2 separate regions of the Homo sapiens genome follow, and region 1 is linked to region 2. Evidence: chromatin contacts called from ENCODE Hi-C or POLR2A ChIA-PET data. All regions are on one chromosome and are shown on one strand. Each heading gives the region's core, a stretch centred on a gene start or an enhancer-like site at or near the end of the contact. The rest is flanking DNA. Distances are from core to core; before and after follow the strand shown. Region 1 overlaps SYNE2 (spectrin repeat containing nuclear envelope protein 2). Region 2 has its middle 33 kb from the start of HIF1A.

Evidence for each region. Hi-C counts contacts between places; a loop is a spot of excess contacts on that map. ChIA-PET counts read pairs that join two places held with the same protein, here RNA polymerase II (POLR2A). Pooled maps may share reads with other maps.
Region 1: a loop to region 2 is called in a pooled map, with 13 times the contacts of the local background. The contact joins two enhancer-like sites. A Hi-C loop is called at or near these places in 1 of 37 single-sample maps with no recorded cell type and 3 of 50 pooled maps. POLR2A ChIA-PET finds 5 or more read pairs at or near these places in 1 of 52 experiments (T-cell).

The regions. Positions count from the first base shown.
Region 1 is chr14:63,865,905-63,869,928 of GRCh38, forward strand. All of the region lies in intron 1 of SYNE2 (spectrin repeat containing nuclear envelope protein 2), which reads left to right. Among named protein-coding and RNA genes, the nearest start is that of SYNE2, 15 kb to the left of the region's middle. RefSeq lists enhancers at 2,081-2,130, 2,251-2,300. Within about 2 kb of position 2,392, at least 6 of the 41 ENCODE cell types and tissues checked have a DNase peak (open chromatin) inside an H3K27ac peak, as active enhancers do.
Region 2 is chr14:61,660,934-61,664,465 of GRCh38, forward strand. No RefSeq gene overlaps it. Among named protein-coding and RNA genes, the nearest start is that of HIF1A, 33 kb to the right of the region's middle. Within about 2 kb of position 1,743, at least 18 of the 41 ENCODE cell types and tissues checked have a DNase peak (open chromatin) inside an H3K27ac peak, as active enhancers do.

The DNA.
Region 1 (4,024 bases), core at 1,142-3,641, 2.2 Mb after region 2:
TCTTGGAAGATAACACTTCCAACAACAAAAATGTTCCTTCTGACCCTTTATCTCCAATGACTTGGATTACAAAATTCTTCAATTTTCTTTTCATGGAATTTCAGACTATAGTTTTGAGATTTCTAAGAAATATTTTTTTCCTTATCTCAAATCCTTCCCTGTAGAAATATCCCTGATATGTCCTCAGCCCCCAAAATACATATAATATGTTCTCAACCAACAAGAAACACCACTTAAGTTGTTTCCTCTCCGCTGGTGAACAATTAGAACACTGCTTTAAAAATGTCTTATGCATTCCACAACATTTTCCTGAGTAGAAACAAAACTCGAAACACCAAAGGAACTTGAGATGTCAGACTACTAAAACAAAAGAAAATCTCTGTGGTATTCTTTGGGTGAACTCTTTCAATTTACTTAAAAAGCTGGCCAACTAAGAGAGGTACTAAGATTTGCATCTGTTTTAAAACACTTATTTTGGCCAGGCATAGTTGCTCACACCTGTAATCCCACCACTCTGGAAGGCAAAGGTGGGAAAATCGCTTGAGCCCAGGAGTTCAAGACCAGCCTCAGCAACACAGCTAGACCCCATCTCTATTCTTTTTTTTAAAAAGCTTATCTCAGTATTTCTATATTCCTTTGGACAACCTACAGTGCAAAAAAAGTGAAATATCAGTGACACCTACTTTGTTATAGCTTAAAAGTGAGAACAGGTAAATTCTCTAACATACATGATCAAAATTGTAAGTTCTGTATTTGAAAATAATGATAAAACAGCAATAAGAATCACTGGCTGGGCGTGGTAGCTCATGTTGAAATCCCAGCACTTGGAGGCCAAGGCAGGAGAATCACTCGAGCCCAGGAATTCAAGACCAACCTAGGCAACATAGTGAGATCCCGTCTCTACAAAAAATTTAAAAATTAGCCAGGTGTGGTGGCACACAACTGTAGTTCCAGCTCCTCAGGAGACTGAGATGGGAGAATTGCTTGAGCCCAGAAGATGGAGATTGTGCCACTACACTTCAGCCTTGGCAATAGAGCGAGACCCTCTCTCCAACAAAAAAAGAAAAAATTGTTAATATTTATTTAGTACTCAATTGGTGCCAGACACTTTACATGCACCATCTCTTTGATCCTATGTTATAAGCCTATAACACAGAAACCATCTACCTCATTTAAGGAAACAGAGAGGTTAAATAACTTGTCCAAACCATACAGCAAGTTACTGGCAAGACTGGCTTGAACACAAGTCTGTTGGGCTCCAAAGCCCATGTCCTTAAACAGTACCATGAGAGAACTCTTAATGGACAAGATATATCCAGTCTACTCATTTACCCCATGATTCTGTACAGAAACTTAGCACAGCACATTTATATGAGCATTCAACATATGAAGTAGTTAACAGATTAATATAGTTACCAAACTAAAATTGGCCTATGTTAATTTCTATTCTCAGTTCTTCTGTGCCCTTCCTCCTCTTAAAAAAAAAAAAAAAAAGAGAGAGAGAGAGAAAGGGCCAGGTGTGGTGGCTCACGCCTGTAATCCCAGCACTTTGGGAGGCCGAGGCAGCTGGATCACCTGAGGTCAGGAATTCGACACCAGCCCGGCCAACAAGGCTAAACCTTGTCTCTACTAAAAATACAAAAATTAGCCAGGTGTGGTGGCACATACCTGTAGTCCCAGCTACTGAGGAGGCTGAGGCAGGAGAATCGCTTGAACCCAGGAGGTGAAGGTTGCAGTAAGCCGAGGTCACACCACTGCACTCCAGCCTGGATGACAGAGCGAGACTCTGTCTCAAAAAAAGAATAAAAAGAATAAAAAGAATGAAAGAATGAAAGAAAGAGAGAGAAAGAAAGCAAGCCAGCCAGCCAGCCAGCCAGCCAAGGTGGTTCATGCCTATAATCCCAGCCCTTTGGGAGGTTGTGGCAGGAGGATCACTTAAATCTGGGAGTTCAAAACCCACCTGGACAATATAGCAAGACCCCAACTCTTGAAAAAAAATTGCTTTAATTAGCTAGACGTGGTGGCATGAACCTGTGTTGGGAGACTAAGGTGGGAAGATCGCTCGAGCCCAGGAGTTTGAGGCTGCAGTAAGCTATAATCATGCCACTGCACTCTAGCATGGACTACAGAGTAAGACTGTCTAAAAAAAGAAAAAAAAGAAAAAGAAGCTTTTTGCCCACTGTTGCAGTTAACTGGCAAACTTGTGTAATAAATTAACTAACAGAACTGGTTTAGCAACAAATGAGATGCACAAGGTCTTTAAATTATAACCCTAGGTATGTTGGTGATTTGAAAGGTGACCTAACAGCATTTAAAGTAAGTTATATTTTATATTTATGGGGCTTTCAAAACCACAGTCAAAAATAAGAACCCAAGCCTGAGTAACATGGCAAAACCCCATCTGTACAGAAAACACAAAAATTAGCCAGGCGTGGTGGTGCACACCTGTAGTCCCAGCTGCTAAGGAAGCTGATGTGAGAGGATTGTTTCAGCTCAGGAGGCAGAAGGTACAGTGAGCCGAGATCATGCCACTGCACTCGAGCCTGGACAGCAGAGTGAGACCCTGCCTTAAAAAAAAAAAAAAGGAAGAACCCATATTGATGAAATCTTAGTAATAAACCCTGATATCAAATACCTAGGTGAAAAGGAAAAAGGTCAAATTCTAGCTACTTTGCCTAATTATTCCCAAGGTCCCAGGTGTCAGAAACATTTAAATAAGATAAACATAAAATTGTCCATAGCAATTATCTCTAGGAAGAGAGACTGCAAGAATGGAAAATGAAAGTAATATGGGGAAGGGCTTTTGCCTATGTGTGCATGTGTGCGTGTGTGTGTATGTGTGTGTGCTGGGGTTTTTGTAATAACAAAAATTCCTTAAAAGGCATTCAAAGTCTGATCAGACTTAATTTTTATCTGCATCCATGAGCTTGGCATAAGGATTACACATTTCATTATCTAATAAAGGGGACACCATTAAGGAAAAGAGCAACATTCTCTCTGCCCCTTTGGCCTCTCCAATTGAACTAAAACAAGACTTATTAAGTTTTTACCCACTCCAAAACAAATGTTTCCATTTCATCAGAAGCAAGAGAGAAAAATCTTAAAGGACATTAACCTTCAAGCAGCTCCGAAGGGAAAGGAATATTAGAACTTGAGAAATAAAATGGAGAATGAAACTCCCTTGACACTCTTCAGGTAACAAGGAGAACCACACAGTTAAAGAGCTATTCCCTCCTCATAGTGAAACCCTGAGGTGGAAACTGATGAAAAGTGTCCCAGAGAGCAGCCTGCTCGCTGCCTCTGGTACTCACTCATTTATCCATTCTTCTGAGCTTAAAGAGAAAAGATAAAAATGAGAAGTGCTTTAAAATTAAAGTTGATGTTTAAATATCACGTCTCTTCTGAGCCCCTACTTTTTCATCTTAAAAATACTATTTCCAGCCAGGCATGGTGGCTCATGTCTGTAATCCCAGCACTTTGGGAGGCCGAGGTGGATCTCCTGAAGTCAGGAGTTTGAGACCAGCCTGGTCAACATGGTGAAACCCCATCTCTACTAAAAATACAAAAATTAGCCGGGCGTGGTGGCGGGCACCTGTAATCCCAGCTACTCGGGAGGCTGAGGCAGGAGAATCGCTTGAAACGGAGGTGGTGGGGGAAGGGGGCAGAGGTTGCAGTGAGCTGAGATCGCGCCACTGCACTTGAGCCTGGGCAACAAGAGCGAAACTTTGTCTCAAAAAAAAAAAAAAAAAAAAAAACTGCTCCCAATAAATAATTTGCAAAGGTGCTTAGCATAAAACCTGAGACACAGTGGGTACACAATAAAATGTTAGCTTCCTTCTTTCAGAACTGAATTTCCAACTGCCGGATAGATCTCGCACTAATCTTTGAGTTCACAAGACCCATTAGCCCACCCCATTGCTGGAATATCCAATTTATCCCATACCTTCTCCTCCTGTATTTTCTCTCTCTCAAGTAATAGCATGAACATTGTCTTTGGCACCTAGTTTCGAATTGTCTGTCTTCT
Region 2 (3,532 bases), core at 493-2,992:
TCAGACACTGTACCATCTTCCACAGGGATTACACTCAGAGGCCTAAACATGTCACAGGAAAAGTTGTTAGACTGTTTAAAGAAAATCAACAACCAGGCACAGTGGCTCATGCCTGTAATCCCAGCACTTTGAGAGGCCAAGGCAGGCGGATCACTTGAGGTCAGACATTCGACACTAGCCTGGCCAACATGGTGAAACCCCGTCTCTACTAAAAATCCAAAAATAAGCCGGGCATGGTGGTGGCGCATGCCTGTAATCCCAGTTACTCAGGAGGCTGAGGCAGGAGAATCGCTTGAACCCGGGAGGCGGAGGTTGCAGTGAGCTGAGATCGTGCCACTGCACTCTGGCCTGGATGACAATGAGACTCTGTCTCAAAAAAAAGAAAAAAAAAGAAAAGAAAATCAACTGGAAGAGGGTAAAAGGAAGCAAAATCTCTCTGCAACATTGGGGAGTGAATTTGCACAAAGGACGTTCCAAAACATCCATGAAGTTGACTGGAAAAAAAAATAGAAATACAAATGTAAAGTTTAAAGGAGCCCATGAACCTAAGGAAACAGATACTGGGGATTTTTGAGCTGAATACAAAACCTCTGAGAAGCAAAAGAAAAAATATGTTTGCCAAGAGGCGTCCTTTCCATATCTAAAGCAAAACCCACAAATACCCATGAGTAATATCATGCAGGTTATGAAGTTCCTATGCAAAACCAGCAACATTTTCATAAACCAGAATTGTTGGAACAGTTGCAGATATTCATTTAAAAAAATCTGACTGTATAACAGCTCTGAAACGCAAAGCTAGGCCACAAAAGTACATTTCACCACATATGTCAATTTTCTTGAACCCTCTCACTATCAGAGTTGCCCAGGTTTTAAAGTTCCAAAGTTAGTAAAGAGACTGTGAATCAGACACTAAAATATGTTCTTCTACTTTGTACTGTAGCAATGCCATATTTAAGAAAAATATGAAAATGAAACCAAAAAGCAAACAAGATTGTGGAATTCCCTGACATTGTATTATATTTTACCAGCAGCCTCTGTATTACACACTGGAATAGCTTAAATGTGTCTTTTTCAATTAATTTCCCTTTTTTTCCAGAAGAATAAAGAAGTACATTTATTACAGTAAATAAAGTTGGCATTGCTCATATTAAACAAACAGGATGTCTGAACTGTATGCATTAAAAGATTTCAGAATGACAAGGCAAGCAAATTACACATATTAGTGCTTATGCTTTCAGAAAGAATGGAATGCTCGGAAAGTACTAAATCACACGTAGGTACTAGAACAAGAAAAAAATGACAAGGGTGTAATTGGTGGTGAGGGTGGGAACTTTTTCTCGCTTAAAATACATTGGGCTCATTTGTGTCTGCAATGCATCAGTTCCCAGTGCAAGAAAAAAAAGCCACGAATATGGACAGACTCAAAGTCTTCTCCAAATGGAAGATCCAAATCAGAACCTTTGAGGAGGTTTGCCTCAGCACCTTCTGTAGAAGTGGTTGGCAGACACACAACTAGACACAAGGTAACATGGTAGAGCAGTGTTGAGAAGAGGATCCGCAGTGGTCTCCACTGCCCTGGCGGTGACCTTCTCCTCTGACTGTTCTGTATGTAACGGGACTGGCTTGTGCAGGCTGTTCAGCAAACCATAGGTCTGGTTTGCTATCCCCTGATCTTGTAGGTCATGTGATTGGACAAGCTCATTTGCCCTTGGGTGGATGGTGTTCAGTGACCCATCTTGCTGAGTCATGCTAAACCTGTTGAGCATGCAGCCTTAGTGCTTTAATGAAAGTGCCCTTCGTTGCATTTAGAAACAGTGACCCACCCTCTCCCTTCTTTGCTCTGTGTCTAAGTGTCATTGACACAGGACAGGGTTCCACACAGGATGTGATTCATATGAGCCAATCTTGAGTAGGTTTCTTGTGGTTTTTAGTTTTGTTTTAGTCAAAAGAAGGGAAACTTAACCATTTCCAATAGGTTTGATGAAGGTAAAAGCATTTCCCTCATTTTTCTGTCCATGCAAAAGAGCATACTGGGAGACCACAAAAGCCAAGGCGATTTGTGGGCCTATTCCCCCATTTCTCCCACCAGGTGTGGGAAAGAAGCAGAAATTTATGGCTTTGAATGGATTCTACAGATGCCAGAGTATAAGAAATTTCTAATCATTAAAAAGACCTCAAACGTGGCCAGGCGTGGTGGCTCACACCTGTAATTCCAGTATTTTGGGAGGCTGAGGTGGGCGGATCACCTGAGGTTGGGAGTTCGAAACCAGCCTGACCAACATGGAGAAACCCTGTCTCCCTTAAAAATGCAAAATTAGCTGGGCGTGGTGGCGGGCGTCTGTAATCCCAGCTACTCCGGAGGATGAGGCAGGAGAATCGCTTGAACCCAGGAGGTGAAGGTTGCGGTGAGCCGAGATCATGCCATTGCACTCTAGCCTGGGCAAGAAGAGCAAAACTCTGTCTGAAAAAAAAAAAAAACCCACAAACTTGTAAGGACCTTTAGAGTTGACCGAACACTTTCACATTAGTAATTTCATTTGTGCCATACAGCTTGCCCATGAGATAAGTCAGGGTTGGCCTCCTCTTTATGTGAGTTGATATTTTTAAAAATTAGAATGTACCGTAATACGCGTCCTGTATAAGTGATGTTCATTGTACAAGTAATTTTCATTGTTCCCCACTAGTGTAGATAAGGAATGTCCATAGGAAATTTTGTAACAGAGGCCATCCTCCAGCCCCCACAAATACATGCCTCACCCTACCCCAGTATATATGGAAGAATATGTTCAAGAGAAAGTGGCTGTTCACACCTTATTTTAATTTTTCTGAAACAGGAAGCAGGCAGAACAGCGGGGAAAAGGGAAGCTAACTCCTTCTTCCCCTTTCATTTTCTCTGGGGCTATGATGCAAAGCAATGCTACAGAATATTTTAACCCCAGCCAATCACCATAAGAGAACACATAATTAAAAGCATCAGAGGTAAGAGTTAAAGAAAATGATTTTCTAAGCTGTTTGCTTGTTTTGAAATAGAGACAGAGTCTCAGTATGTTGCCCAGGCTGGTCTCTAACTCTTGACCTCAAGCAGTTCTTCCACCTTGGCCTCCCAAAGTACTGGGATTACAGGCCTGAGGCAACACATCTGGCCCTAAGCTATTTTTTAAAAGACAATGTTTAACACATGATATGAACATATGTGTGTGGTAAGTAAAGTAGAATGAGATTTCTTTATTTTTTCTTTTTCTTTTCTTTTTTTTTCTGAGACAGCGTCCCACTCTGTCAGCCTGTCACTCAGGCTGGAGTGCAGTGGTACGATCATGGCTCACTGCAACCTCAGACTTCTGGACTCAAGTGATCCTCGTGCCTCAGCCTCCCAAGTAGCTGGGAATATAGGCACCCACCACTATATCCAGTTAATTTTTTTTATTTTTGCTTTTTAGAGAGGAGTCTTACTATGTTGCCCAGGCTGGTCTTGAACTCCTGGCTTCAAGCTGTCCTCCCGCCTCAAACTTTCAATGCGCTAGAATTACAAGCA